2 separate regions of the Homo sapiens genome follow, and region 2 is linked to region 1. The links are chromatin loops, found by intact Hi-C in ENCODE. Cell type or tissue: tibial artery. All regions are shown on one strand. Each heading gives the region's core, and the rest is flanking DNA. Links, peaks and the distances in the headings are about the cores only. Region 1 holds the start of LOC105372694 (a long non-coding RNA gene). Region 2 has its middle 44 kb from the start of NKILA.

Region 1 (14,893 bases), core at 3,520-11,519:
GGGATTACAGGCATGAACCACTGCGCCCAGCCATGTTGTTAAAATATTTTTGAGGACATCTGATTTTATGACAAACTTTGTAATGTAAAGGGCTTCAATACCATTTTTTTCCCCTGGGGGATTCAATTTCAATAGGTTCTCCTCCTCCTACAGAAAAAAGACCAACTCAGGAGAAGCCCAGGAAGGTTGGGGACGTCTGAAAAAAATGGGAGGCTGACTTCTCTTTCCCTAGTTGGACGTTTATTTGGCTCTCTTCCCTTGTGGAGGTGAGAGTGCTGGGGAGAAATGTCCTGGTATGACCAATATCACCACCCCTCGATGCTCATGGTCCTGAGAAAGGGGAATGGAGCTCACTCATCTTGCATGCCCCCAGAGTTGGGTCATGAAAGGTCAATGGGATCGGGGATTTCACCCTACCAGGAATCCTTGCAGTGCGGCACAGAAGCATGTGTGTCAGGGGTGTGGCAAGATGCCACTAGCTGGAATGACTGAAAAACTGTGGGGCTGACCACCACCACCAACATGAGGGTGGGCTGCTCCGGCCTTCCCCTCACCAATGTCACCTGGCTCCAGCGTGGGAAGGATGAGAAAGCGTGGACTAGAGGGGCTGGCCCAAGCGTGGCCGTGCCCCCTTCCACTCTCCCAGAGCCCAGGTTGGCCTTTGCGTGGGAGGAGGGATTTGGATGGAATATTCATTAATTTATTCTGTGCTTACCATGTGCTGGCACAGTTTAAATGAAATACCATTTAGAACCAAATGGGACTCTTATTTTCAAATTTATGTTTTAATCAAAGTCATTACTATGCTTAGAGCCAAATATTTCCATAAAGGTTGTTAGGGAAAAAAAAGGTGGTATCCATTGCACCTGCCTGACCAGGGAGATCCCACACTTTGACTTGATTATCTCAGCCATTTTTTTCTTTGCACCTAAACCACATGCTTGGCCTGCTCCGTCTGGATGGAGCAGCTGCAGGCATTGCCCGTGGACTTCCTTCCTCAGAAACAAGGGCTTCCCTCTCTTTCCTTACACACGTGCTCGCCACACAAGTCCACCCTCCTTTCTGAGCCATATGACATAAGATAAAGTTGCCTAGATCAATATTCCATGTTTCCAATATTATTACTTTGTAAATGTCCTGGACCATGTCATAAACTATGAAATTCTTGCTTTTCTACCCAGCTTTGTTTTCCCTGGGGTTAATAACTGCAACATTACTTGCTTGCTTAGTTTTTTTATTTTTTTTTTAAGTGTCCTTCTGATTCATTCAACTTCAACTTTTCACCGGTTACCCAGAGACCTCCACGCTATCCAACACATCAGTGACTCAATAGATCTTTGGCTTCATGAAAAAGTTCCATAACTTTCTGAACTGGTTGCCATCTGCTGTCCAGCCACCCTCTTTTATTTTTATTTTTGTAGAGATGGAGTCTTGCTTTGTAGCCCAGGCTGGTCTTGAACTCCTGGCCTCAAATGATCCTTTCATCTTGGCCTCCCAAAGTGCTGGGATTACAGGCATGAGCCACCATGTCTGGCCCTCAGACATCCTCTTAGTTCTCCCTTCACCACCTCTTGGATCCCACCCTGCCTGGATGCAGAGCCCTCGTTTTTAGGGCTTTCTTGGGAGATGGGTGGTGAGGGGAGCTGTTGTCCCTGAGGCTGCCCCTTGACACTGACCTTCTCCCTCCTCCACGGCCCCTCTAGACACCCTGTCTCTGGCCCGTACTTCTGCTGGTCTGGGCAGCTTGCCTGGTGGGGTGGCCCGGACCCTCCTCTTGGGGCTCTGAGCAGGTGAGAAGCTTGTGGATTCTGGAGAGATTTGAGACAGAACTGATGAGGATTTGCTTGCCAGAAGGGTGTGGGGTGTGAGATAACTTCTAGTTTCCCAGCCTTAGCAAACTTCTATGTGCTGAGCTTGGGAAGAGTGTGGGAAGAGCTGGCTTTAGAGACAGAGGTCAGAGGAGCTGCTGTTGATGTACCACACCTGAGATGCCCACTGCACAGCCGTGCACCAGCTGCTCACCACACCTCATCTAGTTTAATACTCCCCAGCCCAAATACACACACACATATACACACAGGTGCAAACACACACACAGGCATACATGCACACACGCACACATAGGTGTGCACACATACGTGGATGCACATGCAGACACATGGGAAGTACAAGGGAGGTGGTCACCTTTGGGATGGCAAACTGAGGCTTGAGAAATCCAGCCTCTCACTCATACTCACACAACAAGCCCATCTCAGAGGCAGGATTCCATCCGAGGCCTGTGCTACTCCAAAGCTTCTGCTTTTTGTTGGCTGGAGAAACATGGGTTCCTTAGAATGAGGCGGAATCAGATGGGAAGTGAGAGGTCTTGTCCCTCTCCAGGGAGAGGCAAGACTTGGAGGTGAGGAGGCCTGGGGCTTTGCTTGCCCCAGGGGTGAATGGAGAGGCCTGGGTCCAGGAAGGTAGGGAGGAGGAGGTGGGGAGGAAGAAGTGAAGGAGGCCTGGCCCAAGAGACGGATAGGTGGGTGTGTCCCTTCTGAGGGGAGGGTTTGTGTGGCAGAGAGCTCCAGGCAGCTGGCCTTCTGTGTCTGAGCCTGATGGGGAGGAGAGAGAGCCCTGGGGGGTGTGAAGCTGGCTCTCCCCAACCCACATAAGTATTGAGCACCCTGTGCCAGGCATTGAGGGCATTGTGGTCAAGGAGGTCGAAAGTCCCCATGGTGATTGTCTGCAGAGACGGCAGCTGCATTCACCTCCTGCAGCTGCTGTAACACATGGCCACAGTTCAGTCTCTTAAAGCACACATATTTTATTTTCTTCCCGTTCTAGAGGCCAGAAGGCCTAAATGGTTTCATGAATGAAATGAAGGTGGCTGCAGGGCTGCATCCCTTCTGGAGGCTCTGGGGGAGAATCGATTCTTTGTCTTTTCTAGCTTCCAAAGGCCACCTGTACTCCTTGGCTCGTGGCCCCTTCTTCCATCTTCCAGGCCAGCAGAGCAGCATCCTCCAGCCTCTCTCTGCTTCCATTGTCACATTGCCTTCTTCCTTCTGTAGTGAGATCTCTCTCTGCCTCCTTCTTGTTAAGACCCTTGAACATTCAGGACCCAGCTGGATAACCCAGATCATCTCTCCATCTCAGGGTTCTTAAGCACATCTGTGAAGTCCGTTTTGCTACATAAGGTGACATATTCACAGGGAACAGGGATTTGGACCTAGACATTTTGGGGGGCATTATGTAGCCTCCCACAGCTACCAACAATTCCTCCTGTCCCTGTGTGTACATGCCACTCTTCCCATTGGAAGAGGAGTCTATTTCCTCTCCCCTTAATTCTGGGCTGGCCTGGGATTTGTCTGATACTACTCCAGTCTTGGGCTAGGCAGTGAGAGGCCTGGTAGCTTCTGCCTTTACTCTTTTGGGTTCTTAGAGGTGGCATGTAAAGAGATCTGACAACTCTGATGGAAAGAGGAATAGTTGGGAGGTCATTGTGGGGCAGGGAGAGAGAGAGGGGTGCCCAGCCAGCTCCCAGTTTTCCAGCCCCGCCAGCCATGACACCAGGCATGAGAGTGAAGCCATCTCGGATCCTTTAGCCCTAACTGAGTCACCCCAGCTGACACCGTGTGGAGCAGAGATGAACCATCCCAGCTGAGCCCTGCCCAGGTTTCTGACACACAAAGCATGAGGCTATTGTTTCAAGCCACTAACAGTATAATCACCAGCTTAGGGAGGGTGCTTTGGAGCAGTCACTGGGGAATGGGAGCTGCTACAGGCAGCCTGGGTGTCCCTGGGTGGTCTCAAGGTGGTAATGCACCCTTTCTGAGCCTTGTTTTCCCCGGAGAGGGTGGACTAAAGGCTCCTGAGGGCATTTCAGTATGTTGCCGGCCTCTGGAGTCTCTCTGTGGCTGCCCTGGACTCCCAGGGTGTATGGGTCCCGAGGACTCCAACAATTCCGTTTAAGGTGTTTTGTGCCAGCTCTTAGAGCATTAGCATCTTGGCCATGTTTCATGAGGAGTAATTCTCTGTGGTCCTTGTATCAGTCAGGATTCAACCAGAGAATAAACAAGCAGGAGGAAGATATTGAGGGATTTATTGGGAGGAGTTGGTTTAGGTGACTGTGGGGCCTGGCCAGGCAAGTTCGGAATCCATGGAGAGACGGTGAGGACAGGTTGGGTCTCTCAAGCACCTCTCAGGCCACTGTCACAGGAGGAATTTCTTCTTCTGCAGGGAGCCTCAGCCCAGTTCTAAATCCTTTCCACTGATGGATTGGATCAGGTCCACCTGGGACATCCCGGATAGTCTCCTTTACTTGACATCATGGGCTTTAATCACATCTACCAAACACCATCACAGCAATACCTAGATGAGTGTTCAGGTGAATAAGAGGACTGTGGCTTCACCAGGTTAACAATTCAGATTGCCTTCAAATTGTCCTTCACAGTCTTCCTTTGAAAATATGACCCCCAAATCCTGGGAGACTGAAGGTGGTGGGAAAAAAATAAATATGATACATATCTGACATGTATGGATATGTATGAGGTACGTCTATGTAAATATACATTTATATGTAAAACATATATATATATATATATATATAACATCGCCCTCCAGCCCAGATAGGCCTGTTAACTCTCCTTTCTTTGGAAATCAACTCTGCAGGAATGATTTAGAGATAATTTATGTGTTCCCCTAAGTCACAAGGGTTTGCCCATATAATTAGCAATAATAAATAAAAATAAAATATGGGATTATATGTGGCCATTTATCCATAATAAAGCTGTAATTCCATCTGTGGGGATCATAAACCACTGAGCATGAGTGAGGTGTCCTGGGAGGTTAGCTCCTGTCACCAGAAATGACATGAAATGACAGCTGACCATGTAAAAATGTGACACACCTCGTGTTTGAACGATGCAGCGGCACCTGAGGTTGCAGGGAGCTGGGGCAGCCAAGCCCTCCGAGAAGGACAGGAGGCCCGGGTACCAGCACTCCCGCCACGTCCCCTGGCTTCCTCCTGCAGGCAGTGGGCACAGGCAGGTGGAGGCAGCCACTGCAAGGAGCCAAGCTTTCTACATGCACCATCTCATCTAATCCTTCCAATGAACATGTCAGATGGGCACGGCCATTCCCCCATTTCACAGACCAGGCAACTGAGGCTCAGAGATGTAAGGCCATTTGTTCAAGGCCACAGAGCTCACTATGGGCAGCACAAAGAGTGGTCAGGGCAGTCTGACCAACACCAGTCAGGATTCCCCAGCTAGAGATCATGTCATCAGCACTAGCATTGACACAGTGTCTCTCTGGTGCCAAAGACTGTTCATAAGACATGACCAGCTCCCCACTGTAGAAGGGAGGAAATTGAGGCTCAAAGAGTCGATGTCACTTGTCTCAAGGGTCCCAGTAAGTGAGGGTAGAGCTGGCGGGGGCACTCAGGTCTGTCTGGCAGCTGAGCTCTTAAACGGCTGTCCCTCGCCTGTCCCAGAGAGCAGCTGGCATGTCACAGGGCCCCTGGGAAGCTGAGAAATGGGCCCCAAAGATATCAGGTCCCAATCCCTGGAACCTGTAAATGTGACCTTATTTGGGAAAAAAAGGTATTTTCATGAATGATTAAAACAAGGCTCTTGGGATGGGGAATTTATCCAGCATCATCTGGGTGAGGGCAGATAATCTCCCCTTTTTATTTTCTATATTTTGACCCTAGCAAGCCGTCTAGATGGGCAGTGGAACGCTGCATTCCTCATTCCAGCTAAAGAGGAAAAGATCTCACAAGGAGAAGGGAGTGCCAAGAGAGAGCAAGACCCTACACCCTTCCAAAGATCCCCTATGGTCCAAACTCCTTTGGCCAGCTCGGTCAGTTCTTTTTGTTTTCCATTGGCAGAGGAAGGACAGGTGAGAGGAGCTGGGGGTAGTCATGAAGCTCCCCAGCCTATTTGAGAGAGCACTGCCTCTGAGCTCCAGCAGTCTCAGCTGGTAAGACCCAGGGGTCCTGTTCTTTTCTGTAGTCCCTTGAAGATGAGGTCCAGCTAAGGTAGAGTAAGCAGTCATGCCATCTCAAGTGTCAGAACAGGGAGGCAGAGGGAGATTGGAGTCAGAGGAGGAGAGTTTGATGTGACTACAGAGGCAGGTTTGGGAGTGATGTAGCCACAAGCCACTGCAGGAAAGCCTGGAGCCACCAGAAACTGGAAGAGGCAGAAAGGATCCTACCTTGGAGGCTTTGGAAGGAGCGTGGCCCGGCTGACACCTTGACTTTTGACTTCTGCCTCCAGACTATGAGAGTCAATCTGTGCTGTTTTAAGCCCCCTAGTCTCTGATCGTTTGTTATGGCAGCCCAAGGAGACTGATCCAGGGTCAGTGGTGTGTGAGTGAGGCCAACCTTCTCCCCTGACCCGCTCTCTCTCTCCTGTGTCATCTCCAGGGGTCCCACGACTCCTTAAAGCATGCTGGTGCCGGACACAGTGGCTCATGCCTATAATCCCAGCACGTTGGGAGGCTGAGGCTGGTGGATCACCTGAGCTCAGGAGTTCGAGACCAGCCTGGCCAACATGGTGAAACCCGTCTCTACTAAAAATACAAAAATTAGCCGGGCGTGGTAGTGGGTGCCCGTAATCCCAGCTACTTGGGAGGCTGAGGCCGGAGAATCACTTGAACCCTGTAGGCGGAGGTTGTAGTGAGCTGAGATCACGCCACTGCACTCCAGCCTAGGCAACAGAGCGAGACTCCATTTCAGAAAAAAAAAAAAAAAAAAAAAAAAAAAAAAAAAAAAAAGCATCCTGGAGGGCACTGTGGCTGCTGTCACAAATTTCAGAGTGTAAGGCAACACAATTGTGCTACCCCACAGCTCTGGAGGTCAGCATCCGTCACAGTCTCCTGGGCTAAAATCCAGGTGCCGGCCAGCTGTGTTCTCCTCGGGAGGCTCTAGCGTAGAATCCGTTTCCTTGCCCGTTCCACCTTCTAGAGGCTGCTGGAAGGAGGGGTGGTGAACCTTGCCTGGTGGGGAGGCCTGAGGAGTTAAGAGATCCAGAGCCCCTGGGGAGAGACCACAGAAAGAAGCAGGAGGGAGGGACCACGGCTAGGGTGAGGCAGGTGATGCCATCGCCTTGGGTGCAAAATTTAAGGAAATGCTAAAAAAGCACAACTCCCAAAACCCTGTAATCAAGATAGAGGATATTTTAGTGTGACTTTGAAAAAATCAAAATCAATGCAAAAAAATTCATGATATACAAAATATTAAAGCTTTTTTTTTCTTTTTTCTTTTTTTTTTTTTTTTTTGAGACACTGTGTTACTCAGACTGGAGGGCAGTGGCGGTGTGATCACAGCTCACTGCAGCCTTACCTCTCTGGACTCAGGTGATCCTCCTGCTTAGCCTTCTGAGTAGCTGGGACCACAACCGTGGGCCACCACACCTGGCTAATTTTTGTATTTTTTGTAGAGATGGGGTCTCACCATGTTGCCCAGGCTGGTCTCCCACTCCTGGCCTCAAGTGATCCTCCCCGCTCAGCCTCCCAAAGTGCTGGGACTACAAGTGTGGGCCACCTCGACTGGCTTAATATCAAAGCTTTAAATAATGACAGATAAATAACAGCGCTGGGCCTAGCCGTATTGCAGCCCTAGGCAAAAGGACAAATCAGTACTACTGATCCTGACTTCATTTACAGTTTTGATATTTTGTTCTTGGATATGCTTGCATTGATTTTGAATTTTCAAAATACGATTTATTTTGAAGAACGATTTTTTGGGCTCTCCCTTGAATTTCCCACCCCATGTCATCCCCTCTCCTGGCTGTGGCGGTGGGGGTGGTGCATCTGGCAGTGACCGGCTGACCCGGGAGCCAGGGGTGTGGGCAGTTCCGGGGGCCACCCACGCGCGGGGGTGTAGACGCTGCGCCGTCCTGCTTCCCCCTAGCCCTGTCCTCTGGGGACAATCCTTTGCAGGAGGTCGTTCATCAGTGTTCCTCAGCCTGCGCCAGGCCAGCCTCCCGCCTTTAAGGCGTGCATTGTTTTTCAGCCTGGCCCCTGTGAGACCCCAGTGCGTGGCCGGGGAGGGCGCTTCACCCACGCGGCGCGGGAGCAGCGCGGAGCCCGCAGCTGAGGTCCCGCCCGGCGCCCGGTTCCTGCAACTCCAGGCGTGGCCAGCAGGGGGCGGCGTGGGCACGCTCGAGGCCCCGCCTGGGACCCGGGGCATTTCCTTCCCTCTTCCGCGGCTCTGCCTTCGTGCAAACGACCCTGACCCGGGGACAGCCCGGGTACTGCTCTTTAACCCCCTGCTGCTCAGGTCCGGCTCCTGGGGAGGGAGGGGCTCTGTGTTCTGGTCTTGCGGGGCAGCAGCGTGCTTTTCTTGGATCTGAATTGGGAAACCATGAGCAGACCCAGGCACTCAGTGTGTGTTGAATGTTCCCTGTATCTCCAGATTCTTCACGCAGCCTAAAGAGGCGGCCAAGCCTGTAAGTCTCACTTTGCAGATGTAGAAGCAGAGGCTCAGCAGGGCAGATCTCCTCCCGAAGTCCCGGGACCATCAGGTAAAAGGTCGAGTCATACTCAAGTCTCCCTGCTCCACATCTGAACGCATGGCCTCTGTCACCTTGTCTTGTGAACAAGGCTGGTGTGGACCCAGGATGCAGGGTCTCCACTGAACTCCGGGGGGTTGCCGAGGTGGGAGCGTGACCAGGAGCCAGGGCGGAGTGCATGACCCTGCCCCTGGGGCCCCTGTCCTGTTTGTGGCAATGAAGAGTGAGGGAGAAATACGGAGAGAAGAGGAAGCATTTTGTGAATGGCTGCAGCAATATGAGTCTCCACTCCTAGGTCCACCTTCCAGTCTCCAGGGGGAGTCCCTGGAGAGCCTAGAACCTGAATTGTCTGTGTCCCCACCTCCAAGCACAGATCCAGCACTGAACAGCACCTGCACTGGTTCTGCCCAGTTCCCTGTACTCACCATTCCAGTCTGGACCCACATCCCAGGAAGCTAAGTTCCCCCAAGAGCAGCCCCCAGCCAGTGATGGTGGGAACGGAGGATAAATACCCCAGCTCCCTTGCCCCACAGGTGAGATAACCCTGAGGGTGTCCAGCACCTCTCCTCTGGGGCCCATGTGGCAGCTGGCCTTGATGACACCTTGATTAGCCTCCTCAGTCTCACCTGCCTACTCCTTGGACTTCCTGGGACCACCTCCCCTATAAACTACCTGCCCTCAAATCCTCACTTCAGACCATGCCTCTGTTAAGCAGAGACCCTTGATACCACTGTGATGGTGGTGATGTTAACATTCATTGGTGCTGTTTCTTGAGCACTTACTGTAGGCAGACGTTGTGGAAAGGGCTTTGTGGGGTGAACTTCATCAAATCCTTGCAACAGCCCCATATTGTGATGAGGAAGCCGGGGAGGTGGTCACGGGGCTGCTAGGATTCGAACCCAGGTCTGGAATGAGGGAGTGAATAAGTGATGGGGGCCTGGATTCCTCCCAGGACAGTGGCTTAAGATGGAAACTAGATATTATGGAATGTGGGCATGTTTGGGGAAGCCAGGAGCACATCCCAAGGCTTTCAAGAGTCACTCCCACAGAGGGCAGTTCACTTTCTCAGTCCCGGCCAAGTCTGGCAGGGGAACCCTACTTTCCTCTTTGTGTGTTTTATGTCTCACTCATTTTCTACAGTAGGTAAATATGCATTAATTTTCATAATTTGAAAAGAAAACCATAAAAAAGTAAGGCTTTCAGATAAAAGCACACTTGGACACGTTAGTTGGGAAAATGTAGCTAAAGGGAGCTCCTGGCAGGATGCTTGGTCAAGGGCGGTTTCTGGGATGAAGATGCAGCCGATGACTGAGAGGCTGATTCGAGTTGATCCGTGGAGAAGCCACACCTCTCAGCCTGCACCCTGTGCGTGGCGCCACATGGTAGTGGTGGCTGAGGCTCGGCGGACTGCTTTGGTGAAGGAGATGAGACCTGTGAGAGCTGCTTAGCGATTTTTGTTGCAAACTGAGGAAGTATCTGGGGTGGATTAGGGCCCAGACTAGGGAGGGAGCTGGGATTGCTGTACTTTCACAGAGGGTTTTCTTTCCCAGGGTATGGGGCCAACACTTGGTCATGGGGCTTTGGTTTCTCCAGGTGTAGGGAAGGACCCTTGGCCCCTCTGCTTCAAGGCAAGCCCGTTGTGTCTGACCCCAGGCAGCAGGGGAGGGTTTGGGCCCACTACCCTGGTGGTCCTCCCCGGGGTGAGGACAGAGGCTTGAGAATCCCCCACTTGGTGAGGGGGAAGGAGGGAATTCTGGGAGTCAGGAGGGTGACAGGCCCTGGCAGGTGGGGGTCTTGGCTAGTACCTTCCTGCCAGAACAGGATTCCACAAGCCAGACAGATGGGGGAGAAGGTGGGGGTGGGGGAAGACTGACGGCATGTGACAGCGATGGCTGGGTTTTTTGTTGGCGTCTGGCTGGTGACCTTTTGGGGGAATGGATTCAGAAGTGACTGCTATTTGTCAAGGCCCAGTTCAGAGATGCCAGTGGGGGTCACCTCCTCAGGATTAAATGTCAGGGCCCTACTGTTGCTGGAAGTGGGATATACATCCCTGCAGGACACAGGCTGGTTGGGGCTTGGCAGTCTCCTGAGCCCAGGCGTGTCTGCAGAAATGCAGGTGTGCCTACCTCATGTGCTGTGATGTTAATTTGTGACTTGCTCTTGTGTGTGTGTGTGTGTGTTTCCTTTCTCCTCTTCCCAGAAGGCAGTGGAACTCCTTCATCAGGGTTTTGTGGTATGGAGTGGGGGACTGAAATTGCCCACTCCTGGTTTTTATTTTCAAAAGGAAGATGCCTTGTGGGGGGCATGGCTGAGATAGTGAGAAAAACAGCCACCAAGCTGGGAGGGGGTCCTAGGGCTGGGGGGGCCACAGCCCAGTCTCACAGCTTCCTGGGCAGATGGCAGAGTCTGCATTGGTAGGGCTGCCAGGAATTCCTGCCAGGCTAGACCCTGGATGCCCAGGCCCCTGCTTCTCCAAAGCCCCTCTGCCTCCACCTCTTGGCCTCTGCCCTCAAGAGACCCTTAGGGTCTATGTATATCAAGAGCCTAGGGACCAGAGCCACACCTCAGGGTTTGAAGTAGGCTGAATCACTTTGCTGGTGGCCTTAGGCGAGCCTCATCTGCGATAGGAATGGTGCCCCTCTGTAATCTGCAGTCAGGATTATTTAAACACATAAAGCACTTAGAGCAATGCCTGGCATAAAAGAAGTGCTCAATAAATAGTTGCCCTTGCTGTTCTTGTAAGTGATGACTGACCATTGTGAACTGAGAGTTCGGGGCTTCCCCAAGAGTTTGGCTCCATGCTAGGCCTCTGGGGCTTTGAGAAGGTGCGGGCGTAACAGCAGCCTCCATTTGGCTGGAACTGAATTTCTCATCAGCCCAGGGGCATGGGGGCTGGAGGCGCTTCTAGGGGGTTGGAAGAAAGTGGGGAATGAGTATCTCGAGAGCCCCAGTAAGCCCCAGACTCATGACCCCCTCTCGTAAGAGGCTCCTCAGATTGGGCCTGTGGTCTCCAAGGGTAATGGTGGGGACAGCTGGCAGCCACTGCGAGAACCCACCCTGTGAGTCATCTGAGTGGGTCCCCCCAGGGTCTTTTGAAGTCAGCTATGAGACCCCCATTTTATAGGTCAGGGCCCCATCAGGGGCTGCCCAACACTCATGGCTGGAGAGTGGGGGACCAGGGATAGAAGTACGATCACCTCCTTCAGGGCCTCTGCACATTGGACTCAACTGCCCTTATGGGGACACTGACTTCCCAGGGGGGACTTGGGCACAGGGTCTCCGCTGTCAGGACCAGCTCTACTCAGGGCGCAAGCCAAGCCAGGACCTGGTGCCCCAGCCCGGCCTAAGTTAGTGATGGAAGTGAGACCTGAACCCAAGCCAGCTCCCAGCTGGTGACTAACATGGGGACTATCACCACCATCCCCCTTGTCCATCCCGTCACCCAGGGACAGAACAAGTGACCACACCAGGACCCTTCTCTATGGGACAGATGCTAACCTGCAGTATGGGCATAATCTGGCCCTCTCCTGGGTAGATGGAGCTGTGGCCCCTTCTCAAGTGATGGCTGCTGTTGGAGGAATCCCTATTCCAAGCTCCAAGGCACAGCCCCTATGGTGCGTGCCTGCCGGGGCATAAACGCAGAGTCCATCCATGTCCTCTCCACACTACAGGGAGGACACAGACGAGGCCCTGATCACTCAAGAGGAAACCGTTCACCTGGGATAATGGGATGCAGTGGCTGCGGGTGGCCAGTGGGGACTTGAACCCATGCAGTCTGGTTCTGCCCAGTTGCTCAGCGCACACTAGGGCTGCTGGGGGAGGTGCTCCTGTCCTGGGAATGCAGATTCTCCCTGTGCTGAAGTTCAGAGAAAGAAAAGGAAGGAAAAAGGAAAATCTTCTTCCCTCCCATCCCCTCCTGTTCCCCGTTTCTCGCTCACTCTGTCTTCCTGTCCTTTCAATGTCTTCCTCCCTTTCTTTTCTTTTTCTGCCTGCCTGCCTTTCTGTCTCTCTCTCTCCCTTGTTTTTGCCTCTACTTGTCTGTTTTTCTTTCCCTTCTCCTCTCTTTCTGTCTCTGTCCCTCCCTCCCTCCCTCTTTTCCTTCTCTCCTTTCTCCTCCCACACCCTGGGGCGGGGGATGGAGGTGGGGGCTGTACTTGTGCTCTGAGCCTGCCCGCTGGCTGTGGGGACCTGACCTTTTCTGCACTGAGGGGAAGGAATGGGGTAATTAGCTTATATAATCCCCGGCCTGCCTGCTGTTTGCTGTGGATGTGGACAAACTCCATGAAAATGTGGACTTCTGGGCTGCTGCTGTGGGATCCCTTCAGAGGGCTCGGTATGCTGGCCTGGGAGGGGAGCAGGGGCTCTGGAAGGCAACTCTGGGTGCGGTCCTTTCACAGCCTTTCCTGGGCTCCCTCCGAGGTGTCTGTGAACTTGTGGAGGGAGTGAGGGTATGGGGAGGGGCAGCAGCTTCCCCAGGGACTCAATAACACACCAGTGCGTTCAGATTCTTTCCAAAAAATTAGAGGAGCGTGTGCCCTCTGCAATTACGTTCCTTCCCTGATTCTAAGCCTGAGAACAGCTTTGGTCTGGGCTGATGACGTTCCCATCCTCCATTTTCTTTCTCCTGAAAGAAAGGAAGGAGCTTTGTGGTTTCGAACTCTCCTCTCCTCGTGCTGCGAAGGTACAGTGACAAGCTGCACTCACACCCGCTTTAGGAGCTTGGTCTCCAGATGTGCTGGGGTAATTTCTGTTTGCATAAAAAAAGTTATAATAAGCCTTTGAGACCCACGTCTGTACAACATCCCACAAACTCAACTCTCGGGTGTCTTGCAACCTGAAGCCAAGGCCTGGGCCTCTATTTCAAAGGCTTGGCAGGAAATTCAATGTATCTGATGGATTTATGCATTTATTATTTCTTTAAAAACTTCTCTAAAGCCGAAGTAATACAGGACAGTGCATGCGCGATTGTGCAGCCCCAGGAGCGTTCACAAACTGAACACATCTGTGCCGCCGGCATCCAGATTCAGAAACAGGAAGTGACCAGCACAACCCCCTTCATGCCCCTCCCAACCACCACCGCACAACGACCCCACCATCCTGGCTTCTGTAGCATTGATCAGATTTGTCTGTTTCTGCACTTTATATAAATGGAATCATACAGCCTGTTCTCTTTCGTGTCTGGCCCAACATTCTGCAGATTTATTTTTATCTCTGATCCCACCAGAGCAGTTTTCCCGAGGCTGGGAGAGATAAGCAGGTCTCCCGGGTGGGGACCGCCGGTGGAGTGACGACCAGGTGACCCGATGGGCACCGTGGATGATGGAGATCTACCGCGGCAAACCGGTGCCTCAAGGGCCTGTCCTGGCCCTGCACTGTGTTGAATTTCACCCGTGCAGTGGGTAAAATATATTCCAATATGTGTATCAGAAATTGGGAAAAATATGTAAAAGAATAATTTCACGCACATCACCCAGAGTTGACAACAGTCATGTTTTTTGAGGTGAAATTAACATGACATAAAATGAACCGTTTTAAAGTGCACGATTCAGGGTCCTTTAGCACTTTCACCATGTTATACAGCCATCGCCTCTATCTCTGCGTCTAGCTCCTGTTCGCTGCCCAGCCCCTGACAACGGTGAATCTGCTTTCTGTTCCTAAGGGTTGATTCCTTCTGGATTTGTATCAACTGGACCATGCAATAGGTGACCTTTTGTGTTTTCTGGCCTCTTTTCCGAGCTTATCCACGTTGTAGCGTGTATCACGACTTCATTCCTTTTAGTGGCTTCCAGTCATTTTTGCTTCGTGTCATTTTTTTTAGAAAAATAAAGAAATGAAACATTACTGGTAAACTCGATGAGTCTGCTGTTCTATAGGGTCACTTCTGTTCCCCAGCTTCATCTCTGGGGGAAACAACAGTCATGAAATTTGTCCTTCAGAGTGTTTTTTTTGTTTCTTAAATTGGGAATTATATGACAAGATGAGAATGTGTTTCCATCTTCTTTGGGCAAATCAGAAGGTCAGACTGTACTGGAGCCCCGCCCCACGGCAGCCATTGGCTGCAGCTTCCTGGCCCCGCCTCTCAGGTGGGCTTGAGTTCTGCCCACGGTCCTGGCCCCACGGCCCCACGGCCCCACGCGGCCCAATTCACTTGTCTGCCGCTTCCTTCCCAGCCTCTGAGTTTTAATCCCTAAAGGATTTCACAGTCCAGGGCTCCCCAAACACTTGTCTGTGCCCCACAGCAGCCTCTGCTGAAGTTTCCTCTTTTTGCAGATATATGAAGAAAATAAAGTCATCACGTCTTTTCCATCAAGATCTGATTTAAGGGTGAGCCTCTATTCTGAGATACCATTTCCCTACCTTCTCAGTTAAAAATGTTCTTTTTTTTTTTCTTTTCCATTTTT
Region 2 (14,893 bases), core at 2,874-10,873, 430 kb after region 1:
CTGCAGTGAGTGGTGATCACGCCACTGCACTCCAGTCTGAGTGACAGAGAAAGAACCTGTCTCTGTGGTTAAAAAAAAAAAAAAAAGTATAATCTTGAAGTTGAAGACAAGGATTCTCTCTCATTTTTATATCTCAGTGACTGGCAAATTGTAGGTGCTTCACAAGTATTTGTCGGCTGACTCACAATCACATGCTCAGCTCTGCAGGCTGACCCTGTGCAGCTCAAACTCACCTTCCCTGGCAGGTTTATCCCAACCCAGGGCTGGAGGCAGAAGCTTCAAGGAAAGTTGATGAGGACCCAAAAGGCTCGACATGCTGTTCAGTCCAGGGCTCCGAAACCTGGGGCCAAAGGACCAGAGGGAGCTTGGTGCAGAGAGGATAGTTGAGCTGCAGGGCTGGGCATCTACACTGTGAGGCCAGGGTGGCAGGAGCCAGACAGGGTGCATGAGGTGGGGCTGGAGAGGCAAGAAAGGGCCAGGTCCAGAGGGAATTGTGGGTCACATGGAGGAATTAAGATTCCATTTACCAGCCAGCCAGGTACCATTGAAGGACATACCCAACATGGCAACCATTAGCCTGATAACCAAATATTCAGCCTCTCCATCTTCTAGACTTGTGGGGAGGTTTTACTTCCTCACCTCCTTTGATGTTAGGCATGGTCATGTGACTTGCTTTGGCCAATCACTTGGGAGCAGAAGTACCATGTGACTTCCAGACACAATCTTAAGAGCTGGTGCCACTCTCCCTTCCCACTGCTGTGATGGTGGAAACATGAGTTCAGATGGAGATTCTGTCAGACTTTGTCTTTGAGTTACTGCAAGGAACAGAAGCCCCTGCTGACTAGCATTGACAGGCAGCGTGTGTGAGAAACACCCCTTTGTTGTGTTAAGTTACTGCAATGTGGGGATTGTTTGTTACTGCTGCGTAACCCAGCCTGACAGATACACCCTGATGTTCACTTGATATAGGTCCCTCTGGATGCTGTTTAAAGGAAAGATTGAAAGGTGGCAGGATCAGTTAGGAGGATGTTACAGACATTCAGGCAAGACCAGGGTAGAGGCAGTTAGGATCTAGAAAAGTGCATTGATTTAAGGACCATCAATAGGTAGAATTAATAGGATTTGGGGGTGTATTGATTGTGGGATGACTGGAATTGGTTTCTAGCTTAAACACCATGAAGGCAATGGAGGGGACCATTCACCAAGAAAGAGAACTTGAGAGTAGACACCGTTCTGGGAGCTTAGAGAATGTGACAGGCAGAATAATGCCCCTCAAAGATGCCTACACCTCAATTCTCAGAAGCTGTGTGCCTTCCGTGAGAGAAGAGACTTTGCAGATGTGACGAAGGGTGTAGGCCTTGAGATGAAGAATGGTCTGGCCCATGCAGGTGGCCCAACCTAGTCATATAAGGCCTTAAAAGTGGAGGAACCTTTCTTAGCTGGGTCAGAGACAGACGAAACAAGGAAAAGGATCAGAGAAAGGCAACGTGATAAGGACCCACTGGGCATTACTGGCTCTGACAAAAACAGGGGCCATGAGAAAAGGGATGCAGGGGCCTCTAGAAGCTGGCAAAGGCAAGGAGACTGATTCTCCCCTGGAGATCCCAGAAAGGAATGCAGCCCTGCTGACAGCTTGATTTTAGCCCAGCAAGACCAGTGGTCTACAGAGCTGTAAGATGAGAAATCTCTATTGCTTTAAACCACTCGCTTTGTGGTGATTGGTTACACCAGCAATCAGAAATGAATACAGATGAGGGGCTGGTGCAGTGGCTCATGCCTGTAATCCCAGCACTTTGGGAAGCAGAGGCAGGTGGATCATTTGAGGTCAGGAGTTCGAGGCCAGCCTGGTCAACATGGTGAGACCCTGTCTCTACTAAAAATACAAAAATTAGCTGGACAAGGTGATGTGCACCTGTAATCCCAGCTACTCGGGAGGCTGAGGCAGGATAATCACTTGAACCCAGGAGAAGGAGGCTGCAGTGAGCTGAGATCGCGCCACTGCACTCCAGTCTGGGTGGCAGAGTGAGACAGAACAAAATAAAAAAAAGAATACAGATGAGTCTACATTTGGACGTGCTGAGTTTACAGGGCTGTGGGCCTTCCAATGTGAGGGGATACATGGGAGTGACGGAGGGGACATTGCCAGTGATCTGCTCAATCCCCGGGACCTCTTACCCCGTTTCTGGCCACTCTCCCAACACCATGCACCTGTAGAACTCCTACAGGACTTCCCATGGACAGCTGAAGCTGTTCCTACCAGACACGAAGGAAGCCAGGAGTGCTTGAAAGTTTATGTTCCCCTACCCTGGGGCAAGTTGTAGCCATTGATTGGCCAAGAGACCATGAACACCCAACTCCCCCAACTCCAAACAGAACTATTTCAGAGGCATAATTGATACTCCAGACTCCAGAGGATGAGGCCAGGGCTGGGCTTGCCCTGAAATTGCACCTCTGCACCTGCCTTGGTTTCTGCCTCTGTCTTGCTGCCTCCCTTCCTACCCTGTTTGTTCTGGAAGTGCTACCCTTATAAATGGCTTCCACGTGTATCCTTGCCTCTGGGGAGCTCACTCAAATGCAAGGTAATAAAGGAAATAAAGGCCTAGAATGACGGTGTCAAATATAGTAGCCACTAGACACATGCAGCTGTTTAGATTTACATTTAAATGAATTAATATTATATAAAATGACACATTCAGTCCCACAGTTGCACTTGCCACATTTCAAGGGCTCAGTAGCCACCTGTGGCCAGTGGCTGCAGTATTAGAGGAGAATGAACATTTTCATTATCACAAAGATTCTATGGGGACAGTGCTGGTCTAGAGTTCAGGGAAGAGGTTTGGGCTGGAGAGGTAGAGATGTGGTGGTCACTAGCATCAATGGAGAATGAAGACATGAAGATGACCTCGAAGCACCTTCAGGCCCTGCAACCTCCCAAAATAGACAAATCACAGCACTGGGCATTGCTTGCTACGCTTCCTTTAGTCGTTCACAGAGTGCAGGAGAGTTTCTGATGCCCAGTCCAGCTATGGCATGCCTGCCTCTCTGCGTGAGCTCGGAACCCCTGCTTTTTGCCAAGATGAAATATATCACCAGGAAATAAATGAAAAATCAGAAGGAAGAATGTGCAATTTGCCCCTGCAGCCTGTCGGCCCCATCATGAATATAGATGTGATTTGGGAAGCGGGGCCTTTTCTGTGTGCCTGGGAGCTAATTGAGCATCTACAAGCTGACAAGCAAAGGCCTCTCCCCATCATTTTCCCTCCATCCACATCCTGCTAATGCCACCAATCAGCACCAAGCCAAAGCTCTTGCTGAAGGATGTGGAAGCTGCCTTGGGACAGTAGACTGTGTGCTGGAGCCTCAGTGTTCACTGGGCTGCTCATAAGACAGTGGTCAGGAGCACTGGGGCTGGAGTCAAGGCAAACTGGATAGAAATCCCAGCATGGCTACTCAGTAGCAGCCAGGTCTTAGGCACATTATGTAACGTCTTTGAGACTTCTTTTCTTCATCTTTGGCAAGGGGATTGTAGAAATCCTTACCTTACAATATTACTGATGTGCAGAAGAGATAAGACAAGGCAGAAAAGACATAGCATGGTGCCAAGTACAGCAAACATCCTTAGCAAATATTAATTATTGTCAACTTCTAAATATGTAAAAGTGGTTCCTGTGCAGCCTGTTCCTGTCCCATCTCTTCAAGGGGCCCCTGAAGTCTAAAACATAACCAAGCTGGTTTGAATCAACAAGACTCAAGATTCAAGATATTTCCTTAAACAGAAACCTCTCCCACACAGGATTGATGTGGGGCAGAAAAGTCGGGTTTGGCATCACACATACCAGGTGACCTGGGGTGAGCCATCTCATCTGTTTCCCAGCTTCCTTCAGTGACAATGACAAAGGTCCTCCCTCTCTCAGGGGACAGTGCAAGGATCAATGAGAGAAATACATGCAAATTACCTGGCACAAGGTAGGCGCTTCAGTAAAGAATTTCTCCCGAGCTTCCCTGCAAGAGTTATCTACTAGGATCTGGCCTTTTGGCAAACTCATCTAGGAAGTCACCAGGAAAATCCCCATGGAGGACACCAAGGTGTCTGCTCTCTAATCCAGCAGAGATAACCTTTGGCAGAAAGCCCCTTGACTCAGAGAAAGTTCCAGGCTTGTATGAAGATGGGATGTGGGTGCCAGAGCCAAGAGTAGAGAATTTGTAGGAGGAGGCCTGTTCTCTATGCTTTCACATGGAAAGAGCTGAGAGATGATGGCTCCCATAGAAGTTTTGAAATACGTCTACAAATTCTCCTCTCATTAAGAGATAGTGCTTCATTTCCTTCCCTTGAGTGTGGGCTGGACTTTGTGACTTACTTCTAACAAACAGAATATAGCAGAAGTAACTAGCACACAAAAGACATTTCAGCTTCTTCTGAGCCCTTTCTCTTAGATCACTGGCACTTGAGTAAGATACCGCCATCTTGTGAGGACACTCAAGCAGCCCTGCAGAGAGGGCCATGTGGCAAGGAATTGAGTCCTCTTGCCGACAGCCGTGTGAGTGGGCCATCTTGCAAGCAGATTCTGGCCTCAAATGATTACAATCCCAGCCCACATCTAGACTGCAACCACATGAGGTTTTAAGCCACTAAGCTTTAGGGAAATTTGTTACATAGCACTAGATAACTAGTATAGGTTTTCAGTTGGTTGATTGAATAAATGGCTGTGGAGTTTATTCTTACCATGTTAACAAGAGACTTCGTGTAAAGAGTAACACAGTGGACCCTCTTGGCTGCCTAGTAGTAACTGTTGCCCTTTCTTCTTTCTCAATAGAACCTTAATTTTGTTTTGGTGCCTAGGACCCCTGCCACTGCTGTAACTGGGGAAAAGCTGAGCCCCTCCCTAGATATAGTAACTGGGAGAGTCCCTCAGTAATCTACCTAAGCCAGTTGTGGTAATCCTATTTCCCTTGCCAGAAGTTGGTTCAGTTTAGCCCACCAGCTCATAGCAATCACTGGGCAACTATTTCTGTTTCAGTGATGGGCATGTGACATAAATTAACATAGTCAGCCCTAAGCAAAGGGGGACTTGGGTTCCATGGTTGGAGGAGAGGTTTTCTCCTTCTCCCCTTAGAGAGGAACAAGAACGCCTGCTGCTGCTGGCAGCATCTTATGATGTGAGGGATGCCAGCTTGAGAACAAAGCCAACGCATGAAGCAGGGCAGAGCCGAGAGACTTGCAGCTAAAATGGAACCAGAGCCTCTATCGCAGCAGGACTGAAGCCTTCCCTCTCTCTGGACTTCTGGTTATTTCAGAAAATAAGTTTCTTTTTCTCATTTAAATCTTCTTGTTCAGAGTTTCTATTTCCATGTAGGTTGCTAAACTGTTTATTTCCTTCACTTAGCAAAGGTTTTTTGAGCAACTCCTCTGTGCCAGGCACTGTGGTAAGCCCTGGGGCTGTGTCACTGAAGAAGACAAACTTAGGGCCTGACCTCAAGGACTTACAATCTGTTCTAATGTAATAAAGAGTGAGAGACCAAACACCTGTGAAGATATCCCAAGACCAGGAACATTCACTAATTCATCCAGTAAGCATATGCAGTATTGGGTTTGAAGGCATAAATTTAGATCAGTCCCCTGATAGCCCCAAAGGGGAAACCCACAGCTAAACAAGCAAGAGAGAGATGTACAGTGGGACTGCCGAGGCCCTGATCCTGATGTTTAGCACCAGATTTGGAGGCAGACAGCCCTAGGTCCATTGCCAGCCCCCACCACCTACCAGTATGTAATCCCAAACAGACAACCTCACCTCACTGAGCATTGCTGAGCTGAAGCTAAGATTAGGATCTACCCCCTAGCCATGTCATGGGGAATAAATAACCACAATTTAGTTGCAAAGGAGGCTGGGAAAGTGAGTATCTGATCTATAGGGATTGAATGTGGAAACTCTACCTCCCACCAAGATTTATAATGTAGGGGATTCTCCAAACGTCAGGGAAGAGCTCAGACTCCGGGCAGCCAAAAAATGACACACATCCGCAACACTGTGTGAGGACTCAGGGGTCTGGGACAAGAGGCTTGCACATTTGAAAAATACACGGAGCGCACCCACCCATGGCTAAAATTAGAAAGACAGACGATACCAAGAGTTGACTAGAAAGCAGAGTAACTGGAACAGTCACATAAGGGTGGGAATTAAAATGGCATGACCACTTTGGGGAACTGCTTGGCAGGATCTGCTGAAGTGAAACATATGCCTGCCAACAATTCCACTCCCAGGAGCGTACCCACGAGAAATGCACACAGAGGCACTCAGAGATACATACGAGGGTGCTCGCAGCAGCACTATTTGTAATTGCTAGAAACAACCCAAATGTCTATCAACGACAGGTGGGATAAATAAATTGTAGTTTATCCCTACAATGAGATACTGTAGAGTAGGGCTTCATGACCTCGGCACTGCGGATGTTCAGGGATGGAGAATTCTTTTTTGGGAGGGCTGGGCAGTATAAAATGTTTGGCAGCATCCCTGGCCTCTACCCACTACCTGCCAGGAGCAACCCCTTCCCAGTTATGACAACCAAACATGTCTCCAGGCATTGTAAGGTGTCCCCAGAGGGCAGAATCCTCCCAGTGAGACCCACTGCTGTAGAGCAATAAGAGGAGCAAAAGAAGGAAAAAAAAAGGAGGAAGGACAGGAAGGAAGGAGAGAAGGAAGAGGGAAGGAAGAAGTGAAGGAAGGGCTGGGCGCAGTGGCTCACACCTGTAATCCCGGCACTTTGGGAGGCCAAGGAGGGTGGATCAACTGAGGTCAGGAGTTTGAGACCAGCCTGGCCAACACGGTGACACCCCATCTCTACTGAAAATACTAAAAATTAGCCGGGTGTGGTGGCACACGCCTGTAATCCCAGCTACTCAGGAGGCTGAGGCTGGAGAATTGCTTGAACGTGGGAGGTGGAAGTCGCAGTGAGCCGAGATCACACCACTGCACTCACCCTGGGTGACAGAGTGAAAGAAGGGAAGGAAAGAAGGAAGAAGGAAGGAAGGAAGGAGGAAAGGGATGAAGGGAGGAAGGCAGGAAGGGAGGGAGAGAAGAAGGAAGGAAAGAAGGAGGGAGGGAGGAGGGAGGGAGGCAGGAAGGAGGGAGGGAGGGAGGAAGGAAGGAAAGAGGGATGGAGGGAGGGAAAGGAGCGAGCACAGGCAGTGCTGCCATGACGTGGATGAATCTCAAAAACATGACATTGAACAAAAAAAGCTAAAAACAAAAGAGTGCCCAGAACATGGTTCCATTTGTATGAGATTCAAGAACAGGCTAAACTCACTGATAGTGATGGGTGATTGCAGTCAGAATGGTGGTTTTCTTGGGAGGGGTCATTGCCAGGGAATGGTGGTGCAGGAGTCTCCCGGGGTTCTGGGAGATGGTTACACAGGTGTACACATATGGAAAAATTCATCAAGCTGTACAAATACGATTAATTAATTTTACTCTAGACCTCAATTAAAAAGTACTTTAAAAATAGATGCGGCAGCTCAAGCCATCTGGCTCCTGGGGCCTCCTCTTCATTCCTGAGCCCGCCCTCTGGCAAAGAGCCCTGGCATTTACCACCCGAGAACTGCTCTCTCCTGCTCCTCCTCTCCTTCATCCCCACTCTCACCTCTCAAGGCACAGCCCCCCGCAGCAGCTGAGGGCTCCCACACTGCCTGAGAGCAGCACAGAGGGAGGGGACACACCAATTCTCTCTCAGGCAGCCCCAAGCTCCGTTGAGCCCAAGTGGGCCCCCAGCTCCAGTCCACCCTCCTAGGAGCGAGGAGGAAATTTTCCCTCTTGTTCTCAACAGTCCCCAGACTGAATCACAATTGACCCAGGTGGGGCTCAGCAGTGTTGGCAGAGCTCTGGGCTGTGGCCTGGGCATCAGCAAGCAAAGCAGGCTTCTAGCTCAATCATAGAGTCAGGATAAAAGGGAACAAGGCAGAGGTAAGACTCACCCAGCCTGGAATGTCAAAGGGGTCTCACTGCCTCACGAGACAGGTATGTCCACAAGGAGCCCAGCGTGGACCACGGCAGGGGAACACAACTTGTTTATTCTCCTGTTCTTTACTCAGCAGAGCCGTCTGGAGCACTGGGTCCGCACCAGGCCCTGCAGGAGGCACCAGGAATGCAAAATCAATACGCTCTCCAAAGTCGATATACAGACAGCCAACAAGCACAGGAAGAGATGCTCAGCATCATTAGCCATTAGGGAAATGCAAATCAAAACCACCATGAGATACCACCTCACACCCGCTAGAACAGCTAGGATCTTTTTTTAGAGGACAATACCAAGTATTGGTGAGGAAATGGAGAAATTGGAATTCGCTACATTGCTGGTGGAAATAGAAAATGGTTCGGCCACTGTGGAAAACAGTTTAGTGATTCCTCAAAAAGTTAAATATAGAATCACTATATGATCTAGCAATTCCACTCCTGGGTATAGGCTCAAAAGAATGAAGGCAAGTACTCAAATATGTGCATATAAATGTTCATAGCAGCATTATTCACAGTAACCAAAAGGTGAAGACAACCCAAATGTTCATCAGCGAATGAATAAACAAACTATGGTATATCCATATAATTAAATATTATTCACAGCCACAAAAGGAAATGTAGTATTAGCTGGACACAGTGGCTCATGCCTGTAAATCCCAGCACTTTGGGAGACACTCTGATGCGGGTGGATCATTTGAGCCCAGAAGTTTGAGACCAGCCTGAGCAACATGGTAAAACCCCATCTCTACAAAAAAACACAAAAATTAGCAGGGCATGGTGGCAAGCACCTGTGGTCCCAGCTACTCCAGAAGCTGAGGTGGGAGGATCATTTGAGCCCAGGAGGTCGGGGCTATAGGGAGCCGTGATCAGGTCACTGCACTCCAGCCTGGGTGACAGAATGAGACCTCATCTCAAAAAAAAAAAAAAAAAAAAAAAAAGTATTAATAGATATTACAATATGGACGAACCTCAAAACACTGTGCAAGAGGCTGGGGGCGGTGGCTCATGCTTGTAATCCCAGCACTTTGGGAGGCCGAGGCGGGCGGATCACGAGGTCAGGAGATCGAGACCACAGTGAAACCCCGTCTCTACTAAAAATACAAAAAAAAAAAAATTAGCCGGGTGTGGTGGCGGGTGCCTGTAGTCCCAGCTACTCGGAGAGGCTGAGGCAGGAGAATGGCGGGAACCCAGGAGGCAGAGCTTGCAGTGAGCTGAGATCGTGCCACTGCACTCCAACCTGGGCGACAGAACGATACTCCATCTCAAAAAAAAAAAAAAAATTGTGCCAAGTGAAAGAAGCCAGGCACAAAAAAACCACACAATGCAAGATCCCGTTGATACAAAGTGTTCCTAACAAGCAAAATGGTAGAGACAGAAAGTCAATTTGCCGTTGCCAGGGGCTGGCACAGGGGACAATGGGGAGCAACTTCTTCGTGACTACGGTTTCCTTTTAGGGGGATGCAGTGCTTTGGGACTAGATAGAGGTGGTGGTTGCACAACATTGTAAACGCACTAAATGCTACTGAGTAGCTCACTTTAAAGTGGCTAATTTTGTTATGTGAATTTCACCTCAATTTTAAAAGAATCAATAGATAATCCCTATTCTAAAGAATCACAGACAAGGCAGGCCAGTTAGTAAAGTGGACAAGGACACGCTAAAGCCCGTTGATCTGATCATGCACTGCTGGGTAACAAAGTATCCAAAGCTCAGCTGCTTCAGACACTCATTTTATTTTGCTAGCAATTTTATGCATAGGAAACTCAGACAGAACACAAGCTTGTCTCTGTTTCACAGTGTTCAGGCTCTCAGCTGAGATGATTCAAACAGCCAAAGACTCTTCTGGAGGCCTCTTCACGCACACGTCTGGTGCCTGTGCTCGGGGAACCTGGTAGGCTGGCCCCCGCCAGTACTGAGGAACAGAGCACCTCCACAGAAATCCTCTGTGTGGCTTGGGCTTCCTTACAGCATGGCGAGCTCAGAGTGGCCCAGCAGACAAGGCAGAAGCTCTCTGGCCATTTGCCACCTACCAGGGAACCAGATGGACTCAGTTCCACCATGCTGTGTTAGCTGAAGCAGTCACAAGCCCACCCACACTCAAGGGAGAGAATATAGACCTTAAGTTTCCAGGGGAGGAATGTCAAAGGATGTGGTGATGTGCTTGGAAATCCCCACACCCAGCACTAGGCTGTTAAATAACTTATGGCCCAACTGTACAAAGGAATACTAGGGAGCCATCAAAAAGTAGGCTGCTGTGCTTTGTATTGATGAGGAATGATCTCCCAAGATGCAGAGTTAAGTGAAAATAAGCTAGGAGCTGGGCAGCATAGATAGTATGTGCTGCTACTAACGTGCACAGAGAAAGGGGGGGTGGAGACACAACACGTGCCTGTATGTGCACAGACCAGCTCCAGGAGGATGCATGAGAAATCGGCAGCAGGCTTGCTTCTGGGGAAGAGAAATGGCAGCATTGTCAAGACACTTCATTTTCACTTTTTATCCTTTTGCACAGTTTTTTTTTTTACTGTATGTCTATACCATAGGTTTGAGGAAAATCTTTATAAAAATTAAAAATAAAACAATAAGTTATAATAAGCACCATCATGAAGTGATATCAAGACATTATTTTGAAGCTCACTTGGTTTACCTAATATGTATACTACAATCACATGTATGCACAAAATAAAATGGCATATAAGGAGTAGTTACATATCAAACTGTTGAGAAGGGTGTAGAATGAGGGATAAGACCTCTTCATTTTATTCCTCAGGCTTCTGAAATTTTTAATTTTTTATAATGAGAATGTGTTGGCACAATACTTGTGAAAATGTCTTAAGTAAGAAAACACACAACTTTAAATAAGAGAGAGACACTGTCCTACAGTACGATGTATGGTAAGGGGAGAGGAGGGAGCCACTGCACGGAGCTGGCTGTCAGGGAATGTTTCCTGGAGGAGAAGGCTTCTGAGCTCTCAGAGAATGTTGTATCTCTTTCAGTCAATGGAGGATCAGCCCCAGAGAAGGAACCCTCTTGGTCTCACCTGCTTCTTCTCCAAGAAGATTAAGTCCTGATAGGGCTGCCTCCCCTTCCTACGTGCAATGCCGCTGGGATTTGCTGGGCTAAGACAGAGAGGGGTAACCATTGTCTCTAAACACCATAGGGTCCTTGCCTCTGTTTTTCCTCTGTTCCCTGCTGCAGACATAAATTTGGGTGACTTCATAATCCCTGCTTTGTGCCAGATGCTGCTGAAGCCCTTTGTCTTAAGTTAAAGAGGGGCACCATTATGATAAACGTGCCCATTTCACAGATAAGCAAATGGGCACACAGAGAGGTTAAGTGCTGTGACCAAGGTTACACAACTGGAAAATTCAGAGCCAGGATTTTGAACCCATTCAGGCTGGTTCCTTCAACCAGGCACTCCCCCTCTCTTCAGGCACATTTCCTTCCAGCTGCTCACTCTCTTCTGCTGTTACAGGAAAGCGGTCCCCATCCAGACCCCAAGTGAAGGTTCTTGGATCGCAGTTGCGCAAGAAAGGGTGAGTCCACAGTGCAAAGTAAAAGCAAATTTACTAAGAAAGTCAAGTGGTGAAAGGACAGCTACTCCACAGACAGAGGAGGACATTCCCGAAAGTAAGAGGAGGAACGCGTCCACCCTAGGTACAATGCTTGTATATATGGGCAGATGTGCTCTGCTACGAGGGTTTGTGATAAAGGATTAGTTTTCTTAATTACTGTATTTTACAAGAATCGATATTATTATCTTTAAAGTAAAATTAGGAATGCCTTTGTTCTCCAGATATCAGGATATCTGGACACTCCCAAGTCTGGGTCTGTTTAGTAAACATTATTAATTTGTTCCTTAACCATAAACATCTAGAGGCTCAGAATGCCTGACTTTCTGGGAACGCAGCCCAGCAGGTCTCGGCCTCATTTTCCAGCCCTCACTCAAGATGGAGTCGCTCTGGTTCCAACGCCTCTGACACTGAGACACTCCAGTACCCCCAGACCCTCCTCCTCCTCCCATCTCTCTCCCTTCACCCCTCCCTCCCTCCTCTCCTCTCTCCCTGCCTTCCTGCCCTTGCACTGCCAGGCTGGCATTGAGGAAGGTCGGCTTCCTTCCGCAGACAGCACATTTCAGCCAGCTCAGCTTCCTGAAGGCAACCCTCCTCCAAACCCTTTACAATTTATTTATCTAATTAAAAATCTCTCAGCAGCTCAACATGCTTGAAGAGTTCATATTTAACCAACACTCACGGCCACCCCAACCCATCCAGGCAGGGCAGGCCCTCCCAAGAGCCTTGCCCTCTCAGGCCCTGGGAGCTGGGCTGGGCAGAGCCTCCACTCAGCTCCCCAAGTCCACCTAGAGCAGGGGGGCCGGGCACCCCAGGCTCGCCCTGGCCCCCGCCAGCTGCGTTTCCGGCCAATGAACCTGCCGCTCAAAGCCTCCTTTTTAATTAACTCCATATCTCAGGCGGCCGGAGCACGTGGGCAAACTTCTGTCTGACTTCCCTGCGAAGCCCAAGCACACCCCAGTTTGCTTTCTAAGAATAGAAGCGGGAGATGGCGGGGAGGGAGGAGGCCGGAATCTAAAAATGAATGCGCAGCCCAGAGCGAAACAACCCAGGCCAGCAGAGGGGAAAGAACGCGGCGCACGCGTGCACACACACGCGCGCGCACACACACACGCACACACACGCAGAGCCCAGCCCAGTGGAGCTGTCTGCTGCCATCCTGGGTGTGAGCCGCGGACCTGGCAGCCTGCCCAGCTGTCTGGCAGGGATGGGGGTGGCGGTGGCGCTGCTCATCCCGGCAGCAGGCAGCTGGGGACGCCCATGGGAGTCTGGAATTTTTTTTTCTGGGCCGCTTGGTTTTCCCCAGTAGACAGAGGTGACTCACAGGCTGGCAGGCTAAGTGGCTCAGGGGATCATGAGAGCCCCGATGCTGCGGTGCAAAGTTCCAGGAATTCAGAAACCAAAATGCCTGGGGCAGGAGAAAGGGCAAGACTTAGCCCCCACCAGGAAGACCAGGGAGAAAAGGTAACTCCAGCTCCACTGTTGAGGGGACACTTTGGAAGAAATCGGGATGTCTACTTAGCTGCTAGTAATAATAACAATAAAAACAACACCACCACCAGCTGCCATTCATTGAGATTTTGCTCTGTCACGCTCCGTTCTAAACTCTATACTTGGAATATCTCGTGAGCCTCACAACAGCCATGCGTGGTACCACTACTCCTGCCCCCATTTCCCTGATGAGGAAACTGAGGCCGGGGAGTTTGCTGTGTGCCCAAGCTCACATACTCAGGAAGGGCTACGCCAGGATCTGAACCCAGGCGGGCCTCCTGCACCAGCAGCAGCACGTCCCTGAAAGCCAGCCCTGCCCGTGGGTGCCTATGCTTGCAGCTGTGGCACCCAGGAGTGGCCGGCACCCCGGGCAGACGTGCCGGTAGGAGTGAGGTTATGGTTCAGTATCAGGTAACAACGAACCAAACAGAGAGAAAGTTTTCCCCTCCCAATTGTCTTTCACCCTTCCTAATTATCTGTGAAGGAGAAAGTCTCAGTTGGGTGCCAACTTGTCCTCAACACTCCCTGAGCACTTGGATTCCTTTTTTGAACCAAGAGAGCAGGCTCACGCTCACGTAGACATGGGTAACACTATTTTACTTTCGCGGTGTTTATTTTTCCATCTAGTTTTGGAAAGTTACCCAGATTTCCTCTTAGGGTAGTGATACAGAGTTCACTTTTAAGACAAATTAAGTTTTGTAAGTTAGTCGAACATTTCAGAGGGAGAGAGATACTGAAATATTTGTGGATGCAAAGACATGATTTCTGGGGTATGCCTCAGAGTAATCTGCAGTGGAGGAGCGAGTGAAGACATGGAAGAAACAAGATCAGCCACGAGTGGACACTTTTTGAAGCGAAGTGATGGGTATATTACATATCATTTCAAATATTGTATCTTATATTGCAACATTTAATATGACATGTTATATATAATACATACATTATATATTATGAGTATATTGTATTAGATTAGATTACATTATATTATTCAGGCCACTTTTGTATGTATTTAAAATTTTCCATAATGAAAACATTTTTAATGCTATATAAAAACTTTGTTAACTTATCTTAAAGAAAAAAGCGAAGAAATAGTATGAGTGGCAGCCAGACATGGCAGAAAGTATGACGGTGAAGTGCAGACGACTGAGGTGTGCAGAAGGTTAACAGAGGACATGCTTCCAACATTTCCAAGTTCATGATTTCCTTTTTGGGAAGCAGGGGAAGGGGCAGGCCCTCTCTCCGGCCTCCCTCAAAGCTCTGCCCCTCTGGTCCCCGCCAACCCCTGGTGAGGAAGCCCCCTGGTGAGGTTGGGGGTCTGATGTCATCCTGGCAGACCTTGAGGGGAAGGGCAGAAAGGGAAGCATTGCCATTTTCTCTTTTCCTTTCAAGGATATAAAAGTGCACGATTGCCCAAATGATTCCCATCTGGAAATCTAATGTATTAGGAGTAAACAGTCCTGGCTGGGGTGGGGGTGGGGGAGAGGTCATTCACAGGCCACTCTGCTGGCCCCTCTGGGAGTACACAGACCTTCTGGTCCACCCAGAGCCCAGTACCAGGGAGGGTGAAACCCCTTGGTAGAACTAGAGCAGATCCCGAGGGGCTCTGGGCTTTAAGAGTTGGCCTGAGTGGTCTCGCCCAGCAGATCATGAGCCCATCAGGCAAAGGTAGGAGGAGCCCCCAAGTCCCCACCCAGCTTCAAATCTCTGCCCTTCCCAAAGGACAAGACAGCAGAATGGCTCCTTTCACATAGGTATTCATTTATTCGTACATTCATTCATTCAGTTATTTAATGATTATTAAGTGCCTACTGCATACCAGGGACAGT

The links. Peaks named below come from ENCODE experiments on the same cell type or tissue, not always from the same donor. Only the 100,000 strongest peaks of a DNase experiment are listed, where the experiment ranks them.
Region 2: a loop joins it to region 1, with 2.2 times the contacts of the local background. A loop is called at or near these places in 3 of 110 quality-filtered maps.

Annotation. Positions count from the first base shown.
Region 1 is chr20:58,172,959-58,187,851 of GRCh38, reverse strand. LOC105372694 (a long non-coding RNA gene) reads left to right here and starts at 8,173. Exons shown (of 3, transcript XR_936926.3): 1 at 8,173-8,260; 2 at 8,396-8,504. RefSeq lists a silencer at 8,011-8,070 and an enhancer at 11,665-12,165. In tibial artery, for the core only: a CTCF peak has its summit at 8,125 (motif pointing right); no DNase peak of the experiment used is centred there; H3K4me3 peaks cover 1,137 bases; H3K27ac peaks cover 3,941 bases.
Region 2 is chr20:57,746,685-57,761,577 of GRCh38, reverse strand. No RefSeq gene overlaps it. Among named protein-coding and RNA genes, the nearest start is that of NKILA, 44 kb to the right of the region's middle. RefSeq lists enhancers at 12,188-13,045, 13,046-13,905. In tibial artery, for the core only: no CTCF peak of the experiment used is centred there; a DNase peak (open chromatin) is centred at 7,607.